Linked DNA regions of Mus musculus: all the other regions are linked to region 1. Evidence: chromatin loops called from intact Hi-C (ENCODE). Cell type or tissue: heart. All regions are shown on one strand.

Region 1 (8,000 bases):
TGACAACGTTTTCCTGTTACCTCTGCCCCAGGTATTCCACGTGTTCCTGTGAAAGCCTGGTCTCCGTGATACTCTGGGTACTGGAATGTTTAATAAGCCACATTCTACAGTAGAGCAGCTGGTGGTCCAGGTCTTGAAGCTCATTAGCCCGCAGGCTGACCAGAGTGGCTTAGCCACCTCCCCAAACTCCCCTAACACAGCTGTGTGGTGTTCGTTGCTCACTGCTGGATTGATTTATTCAACAGGCACTTATGAATGCCCATTAGGCACCAGGTTTAACATGAATAAGGCAGGGAAAGGAATAGATAACTCTAACAAGGTAGGCATGTTGGATTGATAAATGACAGGAACTGGGGATCACTTGCGGCCTGCTGGTTAGGATGGGCCCCTCTAAGAATGCATGCACAGGCCTGTGCTTACCTGTGAAAATGCTAGGGTTGGAGCCACCAGTGCAAAGGTCCTGGGGCAGGAAGGAGAAAGTTTCTGGCCAGTGTATTAGGGTGAGGCTGGCAGGGATAGATCAGGGGGAGAGTTTTCTAAGAACAGCCTGGAGTAACACAAGCTTAAGACATTTTCTCTAGTGCACGCCTTTAATCCTGATACTTGGAAGGCAGAAGCAGGTGGATCTCTGAGTTTGAGGCCAGCATGGTCTACAGAGTGAGGTCCAGAACAGACCATGCTATACAAAGAAACCCTGTCTTAAACACTTAACCAACCAACCAACCAACCAACCAAAAAAACAAAACAAAACAAAAAACACCAAAACCAAAAAACCACCACCACAACCACCAAACAAATACATTGTATAAATTCCATGGGAAATAGATTAGAAGCAGAGACTTGGCCATGGTCATGAAAGTGAGAGTGAAGGGCATTGTAGAGTTGACAAAATCTTGGGCATATTTTGGGGTTTGAGGCATAACTTGGGGAAAGCCAGGTGAACAGCAACCTTGAAAACTGAACCTGGGAAGAGATAGGAATGGAGGACATGGAAATGTTAGGTCTGAGTCAGCTGTAAGAGATCACATGGGTGGGTCAATAAAGGGGTAAGCACAAAGGCTCTGGGGCTCAGGACAGCAGAAATGCCCTAGCATTGGAGGGGGCGGGGTGCCATCATTGGGTGGAAACTCCCGCAGAATTTAGATGCAGGAAAGGAGGGCTCTAGGAGCAGTCAGTGCGTCGTGTGTTCTAGATCTCAATGCCATCAGTCCTTTTTGCAGCCCTTCACTATGGTGGCTCACCTGTGTGTGCTAGATGTCAGTAGCAGCCTCACCGTGCTGTGACTGTCAAAGGTGTCTCAAGGCACTGCCTTGTGGGCTGAGTATGGCCACATTCACTGAGATCCTCTGAGTTAGACTTTGACAGAACAGGATGCTGAGGAGGAATGGCACCTTAAAGTACTGCCAACTTAGGAAGTGGTCCACACTCCTGGCTCACTGAGAAAGAGGACACAGACAGGGACCTGGTTCTCGGTGACTTATGGCTCTGGAAGGGCAGACTGCAGATGCATTCCTAACCCCAAGGGGATCAAGGAGAGTGTGTAGGGGACCAGGGGACTGAATGTAGCCTAAGGGTAGTGGGGGCAGTGTCTGTGCATGGGAGTAGGTGGAGGAATGGAGATGAGGAAGGTTGACCACATAGAGCAGTGGTTCTCAACCTATGGGTTGTAACTCCTTTGCTGGGGTAGGGGTGAGGTTGAACAACTTCATAGGAATGATATATCACATATCCTGCATATCAGATATTTACATTATGATTCCTAACAGTAGCAGAATTACAGTTATATAAAGTAGCAATGAAAATTTTATTGTTGTGGGTCACCACAACCCGAGGAACTGTATTAAAGTGTATTAAAGGGTGGAAGCATTAGGAAGGTTGAGAACCATGACGTAGTGTTCTAGACGTAAGGGTCCCTTGGAAAGGAGACTAAGTAGCTCAACAAGAGGATGGGATCAGTCCCAGAGGGATCTTGAGGTCAGGGAGAGCAGCTCTAGAAGCTGCTTGGTTCCCACCAGGAGACTCAGTGCCCCTCTCTCAGCTCTTAGATGTCACACATCTCCTTAGATTCCATGCTAGCTTGCCCTTCTTTAGAAAAAGATGATGTCACCTATATGCAAAATCACCTTGCCCCTATTCCCAGTCTTTCCAGAGATGGCACTCTGGGACAGTGTGGGCACAATGGCTCTGAGCACAGTGAGTCTGCCATTCACTGATAAGCGTCTACCATCCTTCACCCACCAACAACCATGGCAGTTCTCAGCAATAAAGAGGAGGTGTCCTGATGGAGGTGGGGATGTAATTCAACAAGTCCTTGGACCACACCCGAGTGTCAAAGGGCATATGGAGTTTGGAGCGTGAGCTGAGCCCACTGAGACTGAGAGTGTCTGGCTGAACAAACCCTGGGAAGGACTAATGATACACAGACTGGGACACTCCTGGGTTCTGGGACAGCTCCTGCTGCCCTCCTAGCTGCAGGATAGGAGAGCACCTCTCTTAAGTTGTGGTCATCTTGGGCTGACACCCGACTTGGTGAGTCCTGACACTTGGTAGATGTAGAGTTGCCCCTTCAGGGAAGAACAAGGTGAATGTTCGTCAGTGGGGCTTGGAGTAAGGTGGGATTAGGGGCAACCTTGGCTGCTCTTCCTGCAGGATCCTGGAGACCTGGCCCTTTAAGGAGAATGGGCCATAAAATATCCCATCTGACGTTGATCATCTGTGAAGTCTTCTCTCAGTTTGAGTGTGGCTGGAGGTTGCTTGGGACAAGTAGGGACTTGCCTCAGTGGCTACTTCTCAAGCTCCCACGACCACCCTCAGCCCTTTCTCAGTAAATGGGGCTACGAGGACTTCTTCATCACCTGTGGCTGTGGACTCAAGCCCTGTCCAACGTGATGGTCTGTAAGACCTGTCTCAAGACTACAGCCTCAAAGGGGCAGGTGAATGGCTGTCCTTTTCAAGCCTGGTCTACATGGCACCACCCTCTCTGGTTGTGACAGTCCCACCTAACTAGAGAGCTAGCTGCAGCTCGGCCTGAGGTGGGGAGGCATTGCTCAAAGTGTCCCCATGTGGCTAGGCATGGTGATCTGGAGACTGAGTTGAGGAAAGACTGGTCTGTGGGGACCCAACGGTCACATTTGAGATCTCACAGTGGTGGCCATGACAAGTCCAGTAGACTCACTGACTTGAGGTGAGATTTGGGAGTGGACTCCATCTTTAGGGATTCATATATATATATTTATGTAGTGCCCTTCAGAATTAGGAGCTGTAAATACAAGGCCTGGTTCTTTTCACACAAGCTGTGGAGAAACCTCCTTGAGGCTGGGGGTGGAGCAGGGCCCAGTTCAAAGTTTTTTTTTTTAAAGATTTATTATTTTTTTGTGTATGATTGTTTTTTTCTGCGTGTATTTATGTTTCACCTGTGCGCTTGGTGCCTGTGGCGTCAAGTGAGGTCATCAGATATCCTGGAACTAGAATTACATTCTGTTGTGAGCTGATGGAAAGGGGTTTGAAACTGAAATCGGGTCCTCTGCAAGAGCAAGCGCTCAGCACTCAAACTTGTTCTCCCACTGGATAGGCTGCATGAACATCTGGGGCGGCCAAGGCCGGCTCCTTTCTACACCTGAGCCACCCACATTGACTTTTTCTGAGCTATGGAGAGATCTCCTCACACCGCTCTGGAGGAGGGACCTCCTTTTCCGTTGGTCAAGAGGCTCCTCTCCAAACCTGCGCTTTGAGTCAAGCTGTTTCCCTCTTTAAGATTTGTTTTAAAGTATGGGTCTCTGTGTGGCTATGTTCAGGGGAGTGTAGGTGGAGGCCAGAGGCATACCATCCCTGAAACGGGAGTTACAGTTTTGAGCTACCTGTTGTGGCTGCTGGGAACCGAACACAGGTTCTCTACAAGAGGCACTCTTAACCACGGATCCATCTCTCCAGTTTTCCCTTCCTACTTTAACTTTTTTTTTGCCTTTAATGGAGAAAAAGGAAGCAGCAATAGGGTGGTTGAAGTCCACTAGTCGCTTCTCACCAAGGAGTAGTTAGTGTGTGTGTGTGTGTGTGTGTGTGTGTGTGTGTGTGTGTGTGTGTGTGTGTGTGTGTGTGTGTGTGTCTGGGACCTGCGAGGACATCGGCCCCTAGCCTCTTGCACTCAGATGGCAGCAGAGGGCGCTCGCAGCACAGAGACTCACTCATTGCACCTCGCAAGTCTGACCTAGACCTAGTGGTGTTTGGGTGGGGAAGCGTTAGGAAAGGGGATTTGGAACTCTCTCCCCACTTTGGTCCGGCCCCTAAGGTTCTCGGTTGCTGGGATGCTGGATGGAGGTGTGGCTTATTATGCTTAAGAGCTCAACACTCTCCTACACGCTTTTCTGTCGGGCTGCTGCAAGCGACAAAAGCAGTCTATCGATCTGGGTGCTCTGTCCTAGACTCGCAGACAGAAGGCAAGTGGACCCTTGGGACAGACCAGCTCCGGGTCTCAGCACGCACCGATTCTCTTCGGTACATACTCTTCCCAGAACGCCGACGACCCCAGACTCCCTGCTCTCTAGACTCGGCCGCGCAGCGGCGGGAAGGAGAAAGATGTTGGGGCCCGGGGCGAGTAAAAGATGTGCGTCGCAGGTCCATGTCCCGCAAAGCGCACCTTCCACCCACCCTGGTCGGATCGCCCGCCCCGCCTCCTTCCCTCCTCCAGCTCCCGCCCCCAATCTCCTCCCTCCTCCCGCGGTGCTGGCTCTCCTCCTCACGCCCCTGCGCGGAGGGCTGACTGCAGGCGCGGCTCCGGGAGAGAGCGCCTTTACCGAGAGCAGGGTGCGCTTCCCCAGTCGGTTCTGTGAGTCCTGCAGCTGTGCCGCACGACGGCGCGACTTTCCTCTGGTCCCGGGACGGCAGTGAGACAACTTGGAAAACTTCTCTGGGGCGGACTGCAGGGACGCCGGGCACCAGTGGCAGAGAACGTAAGAGAGCGATAGATGGTCCTGGGTGTCCCCGGACCTCCGGCCAGGCTACGGTGCTCCAGAGCCATCTGCACCGCCTGGGGGGACGGCCCCCAACAGTAGCGGAGCTAGGGTGGCGCTTTCTCCTGCGTACTGTGAGTTTGGCCAGCATCTTTCTCTCTGGACATGTCCGGCCCCGCCATGGTCCACCAGGAGCCCTACTCGGTGCAGGCCACCGCCGCCATCGCGTCGGCCATCACCTTTCTCATCCTCTTCACCATTTTCGGCAATGCGCTGGTAATTCTGGCTGTGTTGACCAGCCGCTCTCTCCGTGCACCACAAAACCTCTTCCTGGTGTCACTGGCAGCAGCCGACATCCTAGTGGCTACTCTTATCATCCCTTTCTCTCTGGCCAACGAGCTGCTGGGCTATTGGTACTTCTGGCGTGCGTGGTGCGAGGTCTACCTGGCGCTAGACGTGCTCTTCTGTACCTCCTCCATCGTGCACCTGTGTGCCATCAGTCTGGACAGATACTGGGCAGTGAGCCGAGCATTGGAGTACAACTCCAAGCGCACTCCACGCCGCATCAAATGCATCATCCTCACCGTGTGGCTCATTGCAGCCGTCATTTCTCTACCGCCCCTCATCTACAAGGGCGACCAGCGCCCAGAGCCCCACGGGCTCCCCCAGTGTGAGCTCAACCAAGAAGCCTGGTACATCTTGGCTTCCAGCATCGGATCTTTTTTTGCTCCCTGCCTCATCATGATTCTCGTCTACCTGCGAATCTATGTAATTGCCAAACGCAGCCACTGCAGAGGTCTCGGAGCTAAGAGGGGCTCTGGGGAGGGTGAGTCCAAGAAGCCCCATCCGGCCGCCGGGGGAGTTCCAGCCTCGGCTAAAGTGCCCACCCTGGTCTCTCCTCTATCTTCTGTCGGAGAGGCTAATGGACACCCCAAGCCTCCAAGGGAGAAGGAGGAGGGGGAGACCCCTGAAGATCCCGAAGCCAGGGCTTTGCCACCCAATTGGTCTGCCCTGCCCAGATCAGTCCAGGACCAGAAGAAGGGGACTAGTGGGGCAACTGCAGAGAAGGGAGCTGAAGAGGATGAAGAGGAGGTGGAAGAATGTGAACCCCAAACACTGCCAGCTTCTCCTGCCTCAGTATTCAACCCACCCTTGCAGCAGCCTCAGACTTCCCGGGTGCTGGCCACGCTACGTGGCCAGGTGCTTCTGAGCAAGAATGTGGGTGTGGCCAGTGGGCAGTGGTGGCGCCGTCGGACACAGCTGAGCCGAGAGAAGAGGTTCACCTTTGTGCTGGCGGTGGTCATTGGTGTTTTTGTGGTCTGTTGGTTTCCTTTCTTCTTCAGCTACAGCCTGGGGGCCATCTGCCCACAGCACTGCAAGGTACCCCATGGCCTCTTCCAGTTCTTCTTCTGGATTGGCTACTGCAACAGCTCTTTGAATCCTGTCATCTACACCATCTTCAACCAGGACTTCCGCCGTGCCTTTCGAAGGATCCTTTGCCGGCAGTGGACCCAGACTGGCTGGTGAGCCTGCCTGCTCCGGGCCAGTGCCAGGCAGGGTTAGTGCCAGGACCACCCGGTGGTAGTCTGCCACCTCCGCAGTCTATGTGACCATTTCCCTGGGGCCCATTTGCAGACCTCATCCTCAGACACCCCTGAAGGGGAAAGGACAAATGTGCTGTTCCCAGGGGCTCATTTGAAACCTTCCCTTGCTGACTGTACTGTGGGATACCTCTTCCCTGCTCTCTCTTCAGGAAGGGTAGCTTGGACCTTCTCGAACGTGGCCAAGGCTGATTAGAATACCTCCCTCCCAGCCACCTGTAAGCCAACAGGCAGGCTTCCCTTTCCTGGAGACCCCCTGTGCCTTGGCAGGCCACTTGTGGTGGTTTTCTTTCTTTCTCATCATATTCTTCTCTTCTCTTTTATTGTTCATTTCATTTCTTTTTTTTTTTTTTTTTTTTTTTTGAGACAGGGTCTCATGTAGCCCAGACCAGTCTCAGACTTGCTATGCAGCCTGAGGCTGATCTTAAGATTCTGCTTACCTCTCCAGCATGAGAAGTAACAATGCTCACCACCATACCTGGTTTACCTGATGCTGGGGAATGAAGTCGGGGCTTCAAGCATGCTAGGGAAACATCCAACCAACCGAGTTATATCCCCAGCCTTGATCTTCCTCATGCCTTTCAAAGAGCCGGAAGCCCATCTTCTACATTTCCCAGGAGGACCTGATGCTGAGAAAGAGGACAAAAGGAAGAGGATTCAGCCGTGCTGAGCACCTGTGGTTCTCCTTGGCTGTTGCGGTGGCTGGTTATGGTCTAGTGCTGGTTGCTGGGTTTTTTGTTTGTTTTGTTTTGTTTTGTTTTTAAGCTTTGTAGCGTCTTTAAGGCTAGAAGCATGGGTTGTTTTCTCACTCAGCATCCCTCTGGGAGGCAAGTGGGCACGTGGATGCCTCAGTGGAATGGTCTGGAATCCTGGCCTCGACCTCACTAAGGTCCTGATCACTGGCATTCAACCTCGCAGAGAGCAGGGTGACAATTGCCTGCCGCCTACTTGCAGCAGGGAGATGAAAGGCTTTGCAGAGAGCTTTGAGCTCCATGGGGGAAATGCGCTAGAGAGCCAGCAAATGTGATTATCTGGTGATATAAAAATCCCTTTCCTGTGTGTTTACCACTGTGAGCCTTCCTGTAGACTTTTGTTCTGTGCTTGGGGTGTGTGAATTCCTACCCCAAACTGGAAGTGGGTTGAGGTGCACGGAGTCACTCTTTCAAATTCCGGAATTTCTTTGAGAATGCTTTCTTGTGCCTGAAAAGGTTTGAGTTATTATGCTGTTGTCAGCTTCTCCATCTGTTACCTGTAACAGAGTTTTCAGTGGCTTGGCCCCAACCCCATTAGGGGATAAGCTCTTTGTCATTGAGCAGGCAAATCGTTTTCCTAAGCTAAAAATACTTACATCAAGGAAGCAGTCTGAGATGAGATCCTCAGGTGGGGTGCTGGGGCTAGAACAGGCAGCCAAGGCCCTGTGGACTCCTGGGATAGCCACCCTCTGTGGGGTCCC
Region 2 (8,000 bases), 140 kb after region 1:
TTAAGAAAGCATGACTAAGCAGGGCTCTCTCACAGCTGCGCACAGGATCGAAGGCGATCAATTGCCATAATGGCTGTAAATATTTACTCGGTAAAAAATGTGTGAGCCACCCACATACTCTACACTGGGGTCTGTATCACCTCCCCACCACCACCACCACCACCATCAAGTTTACCAAAGATGCACAGTTCCAGGCCCCTCCCCTCTCCCTACCTCCTCGGCAGCTAGACCAGTGCTATGTGAGATCTGTGGTGAGGGACCCTTATGGTACAAGGACTGGACCGGAGTGCAGGGTCACACACAGCTTGTCTGCAATAGCCTGATTGCAGTGGGACAGATGGTTGGATGGATGGATGGATGGATGGATGGATGGATGGATAGATAGATATTGTTAATCTCCTTTGTCCACAGTCCTAACCTATAAAATGGGCTAGTGATACCCACCTCAGTGCTTATTAGTACGCCCTGACACACGGCAGTGCAAGCTATGCTGGCCGGTGGTCTAGCAGGGCCACAGGTGGAGACAGATGCCTGGCACCATGGTCTTATCCCAAGGCTCGGGCTTAATTAAAACAGAATTTACTTACATCTCTATAGCATTCTCCCACCAGGAGCCCCTCCCCTTTTCCAAGTATGAGGCAGCTTGTGTGTGCTGGTCTAAGACTCAGCCTTGACCCAGGGCCATGGTGTCTCCTACCTGCTTATTGTGACCAATCCTGGTTAGTTTTTATTGACAACTGAACACAGCTCAGTCACCTGTTAAGAGGGAACCGCAACTGAGGAATCGGTTTTTGACCAGAGCTGCCTGTAGCTCTGTCTGAGAGAGACTGTCTTGACTGGTCAATGTGGGAGGCCCCAGCCCACCATGAACAGCACCATTCCTGGGCTGGTGGGCCTGGGCGCTAACAATCCAGTGATCTAACCAGCAGCTTTCCTCCACGTTCCTGCTTGGGTTCCCATCCCAGCATCCCTCAGGAATAGATCGTGACCTGGAAATGTAAGCTGAACAAACCCTTTCCTCTGGGGAAGGTTGGTTAGAATGTTTTATCACAGCAACAGAAGAGCAAACCAGGATGTGCGCCAAGTGCCCTGGCTGAATGCTACGGCTTCCTTAATCCTCACAACTGCAGGGGAGTTCTGTCTACCACCACTCTCCTTTCTTTAAGGTGAAAAAACAGGCTGAGAGATGAAAGGACTTGCTCTGGGTCACTTGGGTACAGCTCAAGGCCTCTCCAACCCTTTCTGGAAACCCTTGGGCTAACCCTAGGACCATCAACTCCCTACTCCCCCATCCTCCTCAGGGCTCCCCCTTTTCTCTCTCAGAGGGAACCCTTCTCTAGTCCACTTGCCTGAAGGCACATCTAGTGATTGGGCAGAAAGGGGTCCTGACCTCCATCTATGTCTGCAAGGATCTGCCCCCAGCAACCCCTGACGCCTGGTACAATGGGGCCCATACAGGCTAGGATGTATCTGTGTCAGGCAGGATCTCCAAGGATCCTTCCATCATGGGCTGACAGTGCTGCCACAACCGGCCCTGGTCTCCAACACACACAGGCGTACTTAACACTGAGCCTGTGAAAATAGGGAGCACGAATGTGTTTGTGTGTGTGTGCTCTTACACATGTCACTGCATGTGTTGCAATCTATTCTCGTCACCCCTCGCTCCCCACACACAGTGCTAAGTCTGCACACAGAGCTTTCCCGCTTCCCCACACATTCACCTCAACTTATTTCCTTGTGAGATCTGTGCTTAGAAATAGCTCAGCCACCCACTGTGCATCCGCCTCCCCTGGCAAGTGCTAAGGTGGAGCCCCTAGCTCTTTACCTGAGCCCGTTGGATTTCACAAGCTGGGACACCAGGCTGGGAGAGCTGTGCAGAGTAGAGGAAGAGCCCAGTGCTTAGTGTTCCCATACACACACACCCAACCTCAGACATCTCACATCAGTGCTGCAGGTCTGAGACCAAGGCCCGAGGAGTTGGGGGAGGGGTGAATGGAGACTGCTGCTATGTTTGGGCATTTCCCTAACACCAAATAAACTTGCAGAAGGAATATACAGGGACTTGAGATCCTCACAAAGGAAGGGCTAAAGGGATAAACAGTGCCTAAGTCCTTGTCTATGCCTTTCTCTGCCAAGGGGATTGCAACAGATGGGGAGCCTCTGTCTAGTACAACAACAACAAATTCCCCAACCACAGTCAGTTTCCAAACATGTATGGGCTAAGAAAGTAATCTGTCTGGTGAGGACTAAGGAAAGGATCTCCTGCCTCCTTTGTCCTTCTCAACCAGACTTAAGGTCCACTCTATCTATGCCAGACATTTGTGGAGTTGCTATGCAAGTATGAAATGTATGGGTGGGTAGACTGATGCATGAATGGATATATGGATGAGTGAATGTGTGGATAGATGGGTGGGTGGACACATGGCAGGAAAGACAGACAAACAGGTAGATGGATGAGTGAGTTGATGGACCAACCATTTCCTCTCTTAAACCTTAAGCTCTCCCCATGGAAGGTGGTACCAATGGCTGCTGATGGCATGGGTGTGGGTTCCAGTATCTGCCTGGCTCAGGACGAGCACTCAGCTCACTCCCCGTCTTTCTCACCATGGTCAGCCCCTCTCCCCAGCCACCAGAAGTGTTTAGGAGCCAGGCATCTCCCCATGCTGTTGGTCAACCCCTGTGTGTTGAGAACAGGAGATAATGGCTTCTTGGATCCCTATCTCATCCTTTCCTGCTTTCAGAGCAACCCAGGCTGCTGCTGGCTGCTGCCCTGGTTCCTGCAAATTCACCCTATCACTGTGCCCTTCTTGAAAGTTAGAGGCCGTGTGGCGTGTTCATGGAATTTTGTCCCCGTTGAACTAACCAGTACATCTGCTGCTGACATCTTCCATTCATCCAGCTGATCCCTGCCCCAGACCCAAGGTTCTGGTCACTGCTTAGGCCTGAGGGCCATTTGCTGACTGTGGGGGTGTGTGTGTGTGTTTGGGGGGGGGGGTGGCTGTGACTGTCACCAGCCTAACAATACCATGTGCTCTGCAGAGGGTCCATTTGTCTTCTGCAGCGCCCGGCCAGGAAGTGTCCCTCAGTCTTGCCCTGCTGCCTGTCATAAGCCGCCTGGCCAGGAAGTGTCCCTCAGTCTTGCCCTGCTGCCTGTCATAAGCCGGTTCCTAGAACTCTCTTTGACCTCCTGGATCATCAAGGGTTTTGAGCTGTAGTCTTTGGGCTTTAAACAAACAGACAAACAAACAACTCTCACCATTTCCTTCCATGTTGGAAAAGTCCATAGGTGTGACCCCTTTGTTTGCAATGGAGAATCCTTAAAACTAGCTTTTTTGAGCCTGCTGTGGTGGAGCACTTCTTTAATTCCAGTATGTAGGAGGCAGGGGCAGGTATATCTTTGTGAGTTTGAATCTAGCCTGGTCTATATAGTGAGCTCTAGGATATCCAGAGATACATAATAGAGAGATACTGTCTCCAAAAAAAGTAAATAAAAACAAACAAACAAACAAACAAACCCCCAACTACTCAGTCTTTCACATTATTTCCAAAAAAACAAGAGCCACGCATTTGGAAAGAGGATGCAATTAGTTCTCTCTGGTCTTCATTTTACCTCAGAGACACCTCCGTCTACGGGATGAATGTCAGAAGCTGACATATGTCCAGAGGAAGACTGTAAATGTAGATTTTCCTTTGCTCCCACCCTGACCCTTTCAACTCTATTCCCTCTCTGTCACCTGCGCCTGCCCAGTTATTCACACTGGAATGGGGAGTACTGCAAAGGCAACATCCGTCAAGGAGACCCACCCACCCCCTTGAAGCCTCTGGAGTAGCACAGGATGAGGCCACTGCCATTCTTACGAACACGGAGTCCTAATGACTAGCGTGAAGATTTCATACACAGCTAGGGGTGGGTGGACCGCCAACTGGAAGAGATGCTTAGTCTGTTCTTGGCTTGGCTCAGGGAATCGGGAACCAAGATGCATCCCGAGAGAGAGCTAGCAGCCCATAAGTGCCAGACCCTGTGCCTTTAATCCTCAAAGGTGTGAAGTGGATGTGCGTGGATGTGTCAGAAATTAACAGCTCATGTAAGATCTGTCCAAGAGGCTTGCTGCCCCAACCTCTTCTGCCCCCTGGTGGGCAGATGGAGAAATGCCTATTAAGTGAGCTGCTTTGGCAGGTGTTGGGAGTGGGGAGGGGCTTGGGATGTGTTGGTCCAGGGTGAGAGAGAGGGATGGATGGGGAGGTTGGAAAGGTTTAGGGGCGCTTTCCTGAGAGGTGCCCAGGCTCCGCTATCCATGAACATCTACCTAGGAACAGTAATTCAAGCCACCTCCTCGGCCACAATGGCTCTGCCTTTCCCCAGAGCAGCCCCAAACATGTTCTTGTTCCATTCTGGAACATTTGCTGTCTCCATTTCCTATCATTTCAAAGAATCTTCAAAACCTTCTACCTGAGAGGCAGAGACTGGGGCCACCTAGGACTGTACAGGCCAGGGAGGAGTCTGGGTCTGGGAAGGTGGGGATGATGCTGAGACCAGGTATTTAACACACCTTTGTAGAAAATCCCAGCCTACCCCATCAGTTAGTGCTCCAGCAAGCCCTTCCCCCTCTCCCCTTTATCTGGACTTACAGAGGAAGGAGACAGAATGGGCAGAGGTTGGAGCAGGAAGGAACCTGGACCCTGAAGCCTTATCAGCCCAGAAAACTCACATCTCTCTGAAGAAAGATGGCTTTAATGGGGTCCACCTCGCTAGAAAAAGCCTGGGAAAGGTTTGTCGGGTGCATAGAACAATGATGGAGCATGGGACCTCCCGGAATTCAGACAACAGCAGCTAGGGACAGGGCTACCAAGAGGCGAGAGATGAGAGGCGAGGTCAGCCTTCCCTGTGGAGGTCTGGAAGCTATAACACACACAACCACCCAGGCCTTGTGCCTGGTCAACAGAATGGGGAGAAATTACAATAGGTTGACTTTGAAAACTCACCCTCTCTATCCTTGGTCACAAATGAGGACACTAACTTGTCTGACACATGGAAGTAATCCCGCCTCAGTATTACAAAGTCAATTGCTTGCCCAGCCACCACTGTGGTTCTTTATAGACGCTGGTGGGGGTCCCAAAGAGCATGCTGCTGTGTCCATTTGATGCATAAATAAACTGAGGGACTTGCTCAGTGTCCAGCATTGGTATAAAACAGAGCCAACCCAGGAGCCCGCTCAACAAGGTGAAAGCAGAAAGCCGTGCATGGAGTGACTCCTTTCACACACACCCGATACGATCATCTCTATGACCTCATTTTTATATCCATTTCATCTTACAGATGAAGAAATGGATGCGGTGAGAGGCTGGAGCATGGCCTGGCAGATGGGGCTCTGTTTACAAACTGTGCAAATGAAGCCATCCAGTCTGCCCTCAGAATCACCTGACTTGCCAGGGAGAACTGGGTGTTGCTATGACTGGTACCCAGATGCACATTTCTAAAAGGCATTTTAGAAATTTCTTTTCTGTGGTAGAGAAGATGCCCTCATGAGTGGTCTGTTGTAGTCCCTGGCCTTTTCCCCATCATTTGTGTATAACTGAGCCATCTTGCTTGTGCCCTGTGTGTCCCAAGCTCTCCCTGAGTTTTCTTCTGATTGGAATCAGCTTTGCCATTTGGCTGGCATCCTCAATTAGGAGTTCAGTGGAACCTGGGTATGCACTTGCATCTATCTGTGTGGGGCGTATATTTAGGGCATCAGAATGATACTTGGACAATTCAGGTCAGATGGGTTCTAGGACAGGGGTAGACAGCTGTTGCTTTAGCTGACAGCCCTCCCTGGCCTCTGTTCTGCCCCTACCTTGCCTTGAGGAGCTCTGAGATGAGAGTCCGTACACAGGGCTCATCTCTCACTCTCTGGGCTCTTTGTATCTTTCCCTGTGAGTTTCAGCAGAAGTCCAAAGGGCAGCACAAAGGTATGACTCTGTAGGTCACACTAAGGAACCAGGGAGGTAGCCTTGCTCTGTGTCCTCCTTACAGCCTAGAAGAGTATCTTGGGAAAAGCTGATCTCTTTCCTCCCCATCTAAGCCTGAGGTGACCTGAGGGGAACTTGGGGATGTGAGACCAGGGTGAGGGGTCTAGCAGAGGGTCAAGGCAACGGCTGTGACTTCCCTGGTTGTTCATGGACATGGCCTGGATACCTGCTACCTCTCTGGAGCCAGAGAGCATGCCCTACAGAGTCCTTGTGCACCTGGGGAAAGAGAGCCAGGCTCATCTTCCAAGTTCTTCTCACTCCTGTCTTACCATTTTCTCATCACTCTGATGGTTTATGCTGTTATTTTTTTTTCCTACAGATTTGGAAATGGGCATTTCTTCCTATAAATGTTCTTTATGGGCTGGCGGAGTGTCTCCACCAGTAAAGAAAGGCACTTGCCAAATGAGTCTGGCTTCCTGAGTTTTATTCTTGTGTATCATTCATATGGAGGTGGAAGGAGGGAACAGACTCCAAAGAGCTGTCCTCTGGTCATTACACCCAAGTCACAAGCTGAGCATACATCCACCACCACCACCACCACCACCACCACCACCACCAACAACAACAACAACAACAGCAACAGCAACAACAACAACAACAACAACAACAACGATGTGCTATTTGCTAACCTGACAGCTCTTAAGTATGCCTGGCTCTTCTTTTTGTGGACACCCCACACTGGGCACAACAGGCTCCACCCCAAAGTGTGAGGTTGACAGCTTCAGTCTGGCTTGCTCACTGCTTAGCATGTCACCCCTCTGGGTCAATGACAGCTCCCTGAAGCAGAAGGCTGCTTTGTGTGTCACACGCCTATGAGAAGGTCCATCTTTGTTTTATGGATTTAATTATGTCTCTATGGGGAATCATGTGACTGCCTTAGCCTAGCTAGGTCCTTTTCCTCCAATAAGAGAATAGGAAAAAAGAGCCCGGGGGGGGGGGGTCCTGAGCTTCAAGGTCTGAAGCTCTTCACACCCCAGTTCTCAGATCCCCATCTGCAAGATTCCCTTCCCTTCTGGGTAGGAAGTGCCCCTGCCAGCCAGCAGGCCCTGCCAAGCTTGGATGAGAGGCAGAGAAGCAACAAAGACACAGCCTTCTGTGACGCGCCCCTCCTCCCACTTCCAGGCCGGATCTAGGCCTCCTGTCAAGTCTTCCCGGTGAGTGGACTTCTGAAGACTTTAAGAAGGCTGTCATTGACAAATATCCTCTATACACAGTCTCAATACACACTGCCCCCCTTATTTCCTCTCTCTCCTCTGCATGGCACAATAGGTCCATATTGGCTCTGATGGAAGAGGACTTCTCGGGGAGGGAGGGAGCTGGGGTTCAGTGAGGATAGGGGGGCCCACATGTGCCAGGCAGGGAGGGCTTTCTAGAGCAGTTAGGAGGGCTTGGGTCTATATCCACTATGGAGATCAGGATCCTGGCCACCCATCTCTTTCCAGGCTTATGAGTCTGGGAATCTTGGCTTAGCTTTCTGAGAGTAAGGGGTCCCTATGGGAATGTACAAGGCACAGAGCCTTTATCCCCAAAAGGAGGAGCTACAGTCCCCATCCCCAAATGACATCTTCCGGCACCTGGTATCCCTGTCCCAGCCAGGCAGCCCTCACCTCGAGCCAGGTTCCCTGAGATGAAGCGGAAGAAGAAGCTGATGATGTCTCCCAGGTGCTTCTTACAGCCATGCTGACACTCCTGCAGTCTTGGGTAGCAGCCCTTGCCACACTCAGACATGGTGCTGCCCGGGTCCTGGTTCTCTGGTGGCCTTTCCAAACCTAGGCTCAGCACCCTTCTTCAGGGAGGGCTTGCCCTCTCCACACCTGCTTCTAGCTTGTTTCTCTTTCAAATCTCTCTCTCTCTCTCTCTCTCTCTCTCTCTCTCTCTCTCTCTCTCTCTCTCTCGGTGTCTCTCTTAGTCTATCTCTTGGCCTGTTTCACTCTCTCCTGCTCTTAGGAAAGTGCCAGAGACTGAACAGCCCCTCAGTCCAGGATCTGCTT
Region 3 (8,000 bases), 68 kb after region 1:
AATGCTCCATGCCTTGTCTTTTAATCTGTTATTTTAGGGCCAGCATTGGTCGGTGGGGTTAGATTTTGAGGTTAGGAGTCTCAAGCTGAGGAGTGTCAAACGTCTTCCTTGCAAAGGAGGCAGGCCTCCTTACATTGCAGCCTTGACCTTGGGCTTCTCTGTGCTTAGGGTCTGAATGGGGCTGTGAGAACATTTTTTAAAGTAGGGGATGCATCTGAAATGAGATCTCCAGGGCCTGTGTATACATCAATCAGGATCCGGTTACTGCTTGGCTTCATGGTGCTAAATAGCACCAAGGGGCAGAGGAGGAGCACCAGAGGAACCCTGGAAACTAAGCCACAGGCATCTGGCTCTCCTGGGCCCTTTCCATACCACTTAATTGCTGGGTCTACACATGAATTATTTGCAATTCTTACCCTCAGGACGACTTTCAGATGATGTGAGGGAAGTGAGATGGGAACCCCGAGGGCTCCACAAGGCTGCTTTTCTGGCTGCCTTGGGCCCTGGAACTCATGGAGAAAGAAGAATCTAGATGTATCATGAACTAACAATTTGTGGTCTCAAAACTCAAAAAGGCACTCTCAGGCTAGCGTGCAGTTAATGTGATTGAGTTGGGGAATAAAAAGAATATAAATAATTAGGCCAGTCTGTTCACCATGGACATGGTGGAAGATCAGGGTAGGGGACCCTTTTGGGCAGGAGTCTCTCTTCCACAGAAGCATAATGGATCCGAGGTTCTGCAAGAGGGCTGCTCAGCAGGACTTAGGTTTATGGAGAGAGTATCCTTTTCCTTGTATCCTCTTCTTGCTGGTATAATCCAGCCCAGCCTAGGCTTTTCCTTCTACACGGAGAGCCTTACGTTGCCATTACAATCACAGTTGCTGTTAGAACACATTGGGGCATGTGGATGGAAGATAGCCACTCATGTTGCCTGAGGGAGCCCCTGACTTTTCAAGTACAGCTCACTTCCTGGAGGGACCACTTGGGTCAGTGACAGGGATTTGATCAGACTGCCTCCAGTCTCCTGGCAATTGTCCTCATTGCTGATGGCTTAAGTGTTGTCTGTCTTGGGGTAGACTCTGGCATCACCCCACAAAACCTTGGATTATGGATCAGATTCCATTCTTTTAGTTTTTTTTCTAGGTCAGGTCTGTGTGGAGAGAGACACAGTGCTTGATTCACTGATCTTACAGACCTTCATGGATACCATGTTGAAATCCAACCCCCAAACCCAGCAGAGGAGTAACCACAATGGTCAAGAGGTAGTGTGGAATTCTTACACCCTTGCCCTCCCACTTGCCCTCTGTGACCTCCACTCCAGATGTGCTCCTCATTCTGTCAAAGACCCTGAGTTCGATCACCTCTCTTGTGGCCCTTTTCCAGACCAGCCTTTGGTCCTCAAGCTTTGGGATGAAGATGGAGGCCATCACTCCATTCCTGGGAAAGTATCGCCCCTTTATGGGCCGCTGCTGCCAGACCTGTACTCCTAAGAGCTGGGTAAGTGATGGTAGGGATGGGCCTCCCTTGGAAATCTTAGGCTGGCTTGGTCCTGGGAGTGAGGATCCTGGGCAGCTGCCTCCCTCTCGTCTTCCCAAGCCTCATCTTTCACTGCTGCATGCCTTTGCCTGTTAGAGGAATGGATATAGTGGGGTCTGTTGTTGGGATGGGGCTTAGGAGAGTTGGGTAGGAGGCCTCAGGAGAGCTAGGCTATGCCCACAAGGCTGGAATATAACTGACTCTGTTCAGTTTGGGAACAGTGCCCACTCAGACTCCCATAGCACTCAGCATCTCTTGCATGTCTGTATCATATGCTGGTACCAAGAAGGCTCAGCATTCTAATGGAGATTCAAGATGCACATTTTCTTCTCCAGATGAGGTAATACCCCTACTCAGGGCCTTAATGTGCTTAGCTCTAAGAGGGCAACTCCACACAAGGGGACAGTGGTGTCATTTTAAGCATGGAGCCCTTTTCTTTCTGAGCCAACATTATGATCTGGGGTAGACAGCTCATGGGAAATGTACTCTATACCTTCTTCTGGTATACTCAAAAGGCCACCAGGCAGAGGCTAGATGGATAGGGTACAGATGTGACTTGCAAAAGCACCCTAGGACATGCTGTCCTTCCCTCTTGGACAGGAGTCCCTCTTCCACAGAAGCATAATGGACCTGGGCTTCTGCAACGTGATCCTTGTGAAGGAGGAGAACACCAGGTAGTTGGAGCTGTTGGGGCAGGCAGTGGGTTGCAAGGGCCTTCTGTGGCATCACTTTCTTCCTACAATGGACAAAAGGAGATCCATAGCAAATGGAGGCAAGCTTTACTCCCCTGCAGTTCCTTCTATGGGCTGCCTGTAAGGTGTAGAGCCACTGTGCCCCCTCAGTGGGGAAGCAGGGTGGGACTAAGGCCTATATAGGCAAGTGAGTAGTTTGTTTGTTTGTTTGTTTTGGTTTTTTTGTTTGTTGTTGTTCCATGGTCGAGCTTGGTCCTGGGATATGAGACTGGGGTGCAAACCCTTCCTGATGAATAGACAGACCTCTGTGGGCTCTGGGGAGCACTTTCTGAACTGTCTTCCCCCAGGTTCCGGGGCTGGCTGGTTCGCAGGCTCTGCTATTTCCTGTGGTCCCTGGAGCAGCACATACCCACCAGTTTTGATGCCTCCCAGAAGATCATGGAAAACACTGGGTGAGGAGGCAGATCAGAGTCTGGCATTTGTGGGATACTTAAAGGGGTGACAAAGGCTATAGGTCAGGATGGCCAGGGCTGGCTGGGCAAGACTTCTGGAATGTTATCTCTGTTTGGGCCCATATCAGACTTTTCTGGCTGTGCACTGGAGGACTGACTAGGGAGACTATTGGTATTTAGCCCAACGCTGTCCCCTGACCTCAACAGGGTGCAGAACCTCCTCTCGGGGAGGGTTCCGGGAGCGGCTGGAGAAGGCCAGGCGCCTGAATTAGTGAAGAAAGAGGTACAGCGTATCCTGGGCCACATTCAGACCACACCCCGCCCCTTCTTGCTCAGGTAACTATGGTGAGGGGCATGCATCCTTAGGTTGAGGCCTCTGCCCCTTCTGGAGAGTGGATGCCGGCTGGGCTTGGACAATCACCAGATGTTCTTCCCGAGTATTTGGATGATGGTTACAGAATGGGCTACAGCCGACTGCAGCCCTTCCCTGGGTTCCTACAGAGCAGATCTGCATGCTTAGATGCTGGGGATTAAAGAGGTGGACAGTGATACAGCTGGTCAAAGGAAGGGACAAGGAAAGAGCCAGAATATCCAGGAGGGCGGACATTGTAGTTAGAGCCAGGAGGGAAGAAAGCCAGCCCTGGAGGCATAGGAGTAAAAGTTGAGGAAATGGTCTCTTTAGAGGGAAAGGCCTGAGTCAGGGCCTTGAGCAGGAAAGGGCCAGGCTCACTGAAGATGTAACAAGGTTGGGAGCTGTGGAAGCTGGTGAGTGAAGATGAGAGCAGCTGGAGAATCTGAGACGTGAAAGGAACCAGATCAGAGCCAAATAAGTAGAGGCTACTCTAAGGGTAGTCAGAACGGCTCAACAGTTTTAAGTGGAAAGTGGCAGAATGATGGGCTTGGCAACAAGAGTAGAAACCAGAGCATCTGCAGAGCTGACTGACAGGCTGGAAAGACTAGATTGAGAAGTTAAGGTGGTAACTCAGGGGACTCACAGATGGACCAAAAGTGCTGAGAGGAAACGGGAAAGTAGTGAGATAGGAAATCCGTTTCTGGCCTAGTACCCAGTGTGTATACAAGAGGGTCAGGCTTCATGAGAAGGGAGGTGGCCTTGGATGGATGTTTGGATTCAAAGAGTTCCAGTAACTGACTTAATGACTTGGTTGTCTGTATAGGCCTGGGAGCTCAGAAGAAGGGACATATATTTGCAGAGCTGTAATATACAGTTTATGGTTAAAGCCGGAGCATGAGTTAAGGTGCTGAAGGAAAAGGGCTCGGGGTTGGGTGTCAGGCTCAGCTGTCTTAAGTGAAAAGGAAGCACAGGCTGTTGGTGACCTGGACCAATCCTCCACTGTAACAGTTCTTCCCTCGATTGAGGTTTTCAGGCCCTAGGACTCATGCCCTTGTGTAGGAGCTCCCAAGCGCAATTCTAGTGGGCTTCCTACCTCCTCTGTACACCTAAGTAGTAAGGTAGGTTTTTTTTTTACAGTACAGCATTTACAGGGGCACGACATTCTCCTGTGTCCCCACATATTGCTGCTTCTCAGAATTGCCCCATTTAATGCTTCCATCAGATGTGGACTTGCTGCTTGTCCACCAGTTTTTCTGTTAACTTCTTTGGTAAGATGGTCCCCCTACCGGGCATATGAGCAAGTGCAGCATGCCTTGCCCTCCTTGTATCATTTCCCTTTTGCTCCACTTTTCCTGGTAGTTGGTAAATATAGGCTGACTGGGTTCTGTGTGGAAAGGGTCTGGTTCTTTGGTCCCCCTTTAGATAATGGAGGCAGAATTCGTGTCTGATGTGAGCCAGCTGCAGCATGAGGTCTTAGAAGAGTCTACCTCACAAGTGTACTCTGTGGCATGAGGACTTTATAGCTCTAGCACCCCCTTAGCAATGCCTACTGCTCAGCAGGTTGTAACCGCTCCACTCACTTTCCTCTTCTGTTCAATGTGGGCAATGATGTTGCTTGTCTTAGAGGAGTTCTGAGCAACCTTTTGGGGTGCTACGGGGATGAGCCTTGTAGAAGGTGGCCCTGCTGCACCTCAAGCTGGCATTGCTTCCAAGGCTGTTCAGCTGGGCACTGCTGTGGTTCCTGAACCGCCTCTTCCTGAATGTACAACTTCACAAGGGACAGATGAAGATGGTTCAGAAGGCTGTGCAGGAGGTAAGCCAGACCATACTGAATGGGCTTGGATGGCCAGAGTGTAGGTGAATCTAGGCTGCATCAGCTGTTAGAGAATCCACATTTCCTAAATAACCTTGCTGCCATGTTAGCCCTGCTGCTACAGGGTCTCCTGCTCAACCTTCAGTTTCAACAGCCATTGAAACAAGCCACTGTATTTCCTTTTAAAGTTGTGGAAAGGCTGCTTTACCTTAGGGAAGTTTACCTTGCAGAGGAGAAGCCCTTCCTCCCTCAGTGCTGCCCTGGGACTTCAGGTGCTGAAGTTTGGCTGTGTTTTTAGGATGGGCATTTCCTTCTGTCTCTGGAGCAGGGCTCTCCACTTGTCTTCCTTTCTACACACAAGTCCCTCTTGGATGGATTCCTGCTGCCTTTTGTACTGTTCTCCCAAGGCCTCGGTGTGGTCCGTGTGGCTTTAGACTCCCGCACATGTTCCCCTGCTCTCAGGTATGATGATGGGAGAGGGAGGCCCTAGCTGGAGAAGTGGGATGGAGGTTATTTTGTTTTCTCAGCCTATTTTCAGCTATGGCAGCCCAGCTTACAGACTCAAATGGAAGGGTGGCTACAGGTCGCTTGGGCCATGGCTACTTCAAGTTTCTAAACAGACAGGTGTGGAAGAATCAAGGCCTTTGCAGGCCTCTGGGCCCGGCCTCTCCTTCAGAGCCCCTTTTCATTACTGTCCTGTGCTCACAGAGCTCTATTGAGGAAACTTGGGGGACTTTTCCTGCCCCCAGAGGTCAACCTCTCCTTGGACAACTCAGAGGGCATCCTTGCAAGGGCTGTGGTCCGTGCAGTGAGTGTTCCCAGTGGTTATGCGTGGGGTGGGCCAAGGGTGTAGGGTCTGCTGCTGAGCTGGCCTTGATGTCCACCCTTCCTCTCCTCTTCTAGACTGTGGAGGAGCTGCTTACTAGTGGTCAGCCTCTGCTCATCTTCCTGGAAGAGCCCCCTGGGTCCCCAGGGCCCAGGCTTTCTGCCCTGGGCCAGGCCTGGCTAGGAGTGGTAATCCAGGCGGTCCAGGCAGGCATTATCTCAGATGCCACACTGGTACCAGTTGCCATTGCCTATGACCTGGTTCCAGATGCACCATGTAACATGAACCATGTGAGACCTGGGATCCGAGTAGATTATCAACCAGTTCTGGGTGGCACAATGTTCTGTGGCTGGGTTCCTTTAGGGCTGAAGTCAGATTGGGATGTGAAGTGTTTAAGAACTGTCCCTATAGTCACTATCCTAAAGGGTCTCCCATCTTTGCTATCACCATCTTTCAAAAGACCCCACAGTACAGACTGTAGGTGGAAAGACAGGACTCAGTGAAGAGCCGTGAACAGTGTGGAGGGCGGAAAGGGTGGCAGCCCCGAGACTTGCCCAAGAAAATACATGTGCAGCCTCTCATTCCCTGCAGGATTTGGCTCCCCTGGGGCTATGGACAGGAGCCTTGGCTGTCTTTCGGAGACTGTGTAACTGCTGGGGCTGCAACCGTAGAGTCTGTGTTCGGGTGCACCTTGCCCAGCCATTTTCCCTCCAGGTATGAAACCAGTTGGGAAAGGCTGGGATTAACCTTTGTGGTGGTTTGGCCTTCAAAGCATTGTAAGGATAGTATTTTCTCTTAGATGGTTTGTGTACAGGTTTCTTGGGGGTGGGGTGTGGCAAGGGCAGACCTCACATCTTTATCCTGGGCAGGAATACACCATCAATGCTAGAAGTTGCTGGGATAGCAGGCAGACCCTGGAACACTTGTTGCAGCCCATTGTGCTAGGTGAATGGTAAGGAGCACAGATGTATGGGTCTCAGAGGGAGGCAGGCGGCTCTTCAACTCTGACTATCCCAGAACATCAACACCAGATGTCCGTATAGTCCAAATGTAGGGTGGCACATAGGCCTGGAAGTGGGGAGGGTTATATGAATTCTCCTAGGACTTGGGAAAACAGCTGTAGCTTTGAAAAGCTTTTGACTCTTACAACATTTTAGGCCCGCTTCATTCTTTGATCTGTCTGTATCCCAGTAGTGTTGTTCCGGACACTGAGAAGGAGCAGGAGTGGACCCCACCAACTGGCCTCCTCCTGGCCCTTAAAGAGGAGGACCAGCTCCTGGTCAGAAGACTGAGCCGGCATGTTCTGAGTGGTAAGGGAAACGCAGAGCTGCACCTTTGGAGTGTGACTTGAACAGCACTTTCTCTGTGTAGATAATAAAGGGCTAGTTATCAGGACCCCATGGATGCCCGTACCTGACCCCCACCCCCTTCACAGCACACAGGGATACTGGAAGAGCGGGGCATCCAGGGAAGTGGGGAGCAGATGAGCTCAGTATCTGAGCCAAAGGCAGCTGTGCAGATCTCTGTGAGATCCCCCCAACCTCACCCTAAAGGTCCTTTTAACAGTGTCCTTAGCTGTGAGGATGACTGAGTGGAGGAGCAACATGTGCCTACAGAAGGCACGTGCTGACTGGATGTCCCTCTGGCATGCTGTTGGGGTGGCTCTGGCTCACAATGCACGTGATCCTGCTCTCCCCTGCTAGGGTAGAGTTTGGGTTGTGTGTCTGGGAACATCTGTCAAATGATGGAGGAGAGATCAAGGCTCTCTAGGCCCCTCCCATCAGCACCTTCCCCTCTCTCCCCAGCCAGTGTGGCCAGCTCCGCAGTGATGAGCACAGCCATCATGGCCACACTGCTTTTGCTGAAGCACCAAAAGGTAAGGCACTGCATGGTGGGTGGGGCCAGGGAAGGGCCAGGCGTGGCACTCTGCTCAGGCCTGTTTTGCCTCCAGGGTGTGGTCCTGTCACAGCTCCTGGGAGAATTCTCCTGGCTGACAGAGGAGACACTGCTCCGAGGTTTTGATGTGGGCTTCTCAGGGCAGCTGCGGTGCCTGGCCCAACATACACTGAGCCTATTGAGGGCACATGTGGTTCTGCTGCGTGTCCACCAAGGGGACTTGGTGGTGGTACCTCGGCCTGGCCCAGGCCTCACACACCTGGCACGCTTGAGTATGGAATTGCTGCCAACCTTCCTGAGTGAGGCTGTGGGTGGTGAGTCAGTGGGTCAGCAGGATTGGGATGCATGTGCAGGGGAGAGGGAGGGAGCAGGTCCCCTTCTTATGCCATCTTCTCTGCCAGCCTGTGCAGTGCGGGGGTTGCTGGCAGGCAGA

Evidence for each region. A loop is a pair of places that touch in the nucleus more often than their neighbours do. Peaks named below come from ENCODE experiments on the same cell type or tissue, not always from the same donor. Only the 100,000 strongest peaks of a DNase experiment are listed, where the experiment ranks them.
Region 2: a loop joins it to region 1, with 11 times the contacts of the local background. A loop is called at or near these places in 5 of 42 quality-filtered maps.
Region 3: it touches region 1 in a loop (7-fold over the local background); 30 of 42 quality-filtered maps call a loop at or near these places.

Annotation. Positions count from the first base shown.
Region 1 is chr2:127,358,454-127,366,453 of GRCm38, forward strand. It overlaps Adra2b (adrenergic receptor, alpha 2b), which reads left to right and starts at 4,726. Exons shown (of 1, transcript NM_009633.4): 1 at 4,726-8,000. The coding sequence starts at 5,127. The coding sequence ends at 6,473. In heart, a CTCF peak has its summit at 4,178 (motif pointing right); DNase peaks (open chromatin) are centred at 4,178 and 4,778; H3K4me3 peaks cover 3,705 bases; H3K27ac peaks cover 3,496 bases; H3K27me3 peaks cover 7,292 bases.
Region 2 is chr2:127,497,227-127,505,226 of GRCm38, forward strand. All of the region lies in intron 2 of Kcnip3 (Kv channel interacting protein 3, calsenilin), which reads right to left. It overlaps Gm35478 (a long non-coding RNA gene), which reads left to right and starts at 6,953. Exons shown (of 4, transcript XR_003953902.1): 1 at 6,953-7,163. In heart, a CTCF peak has its summit at 4,139 (motif pointing left); a DNase peak (open chromatin) is centred at 4,135; H3K27me3 peaks cover 3,124 bases.
Region 3 is chr2:127,426,110-127,434,109 of GRCm38, forward strand. Gpat2 (glycerol-3-phosphate acyltransferase 2, mitochondrial) reads left to right here. Exons shown (of 22, transcript NM_001081089.2): 2 at 1,132-1,262; 3 at 1,384-1,497; 4 at 2,137-2,210; 5 at 2,576-2,680; 6 at 2,888-3,016; 7 at 4,746-4,845; 8 at 5,174-5,307; 9 at 5,554-5,653; 10 at 5,749-5,961; 11 at 6,263-6,385; 12 at 6,541-6,623; 13 at 6,863-6,981; 14 at 7,477-7,547; 15 at 7,623-7,881; 1 more. The coding sequence starts at 1,200. Among named protein-coding and RNA genes, the nearest start is that of Gpat2, 4.9 kb to the left of the region's middle. In heart, a CTCF peak has its summit at 4,333; no DNase peak of the experiment used is centred here.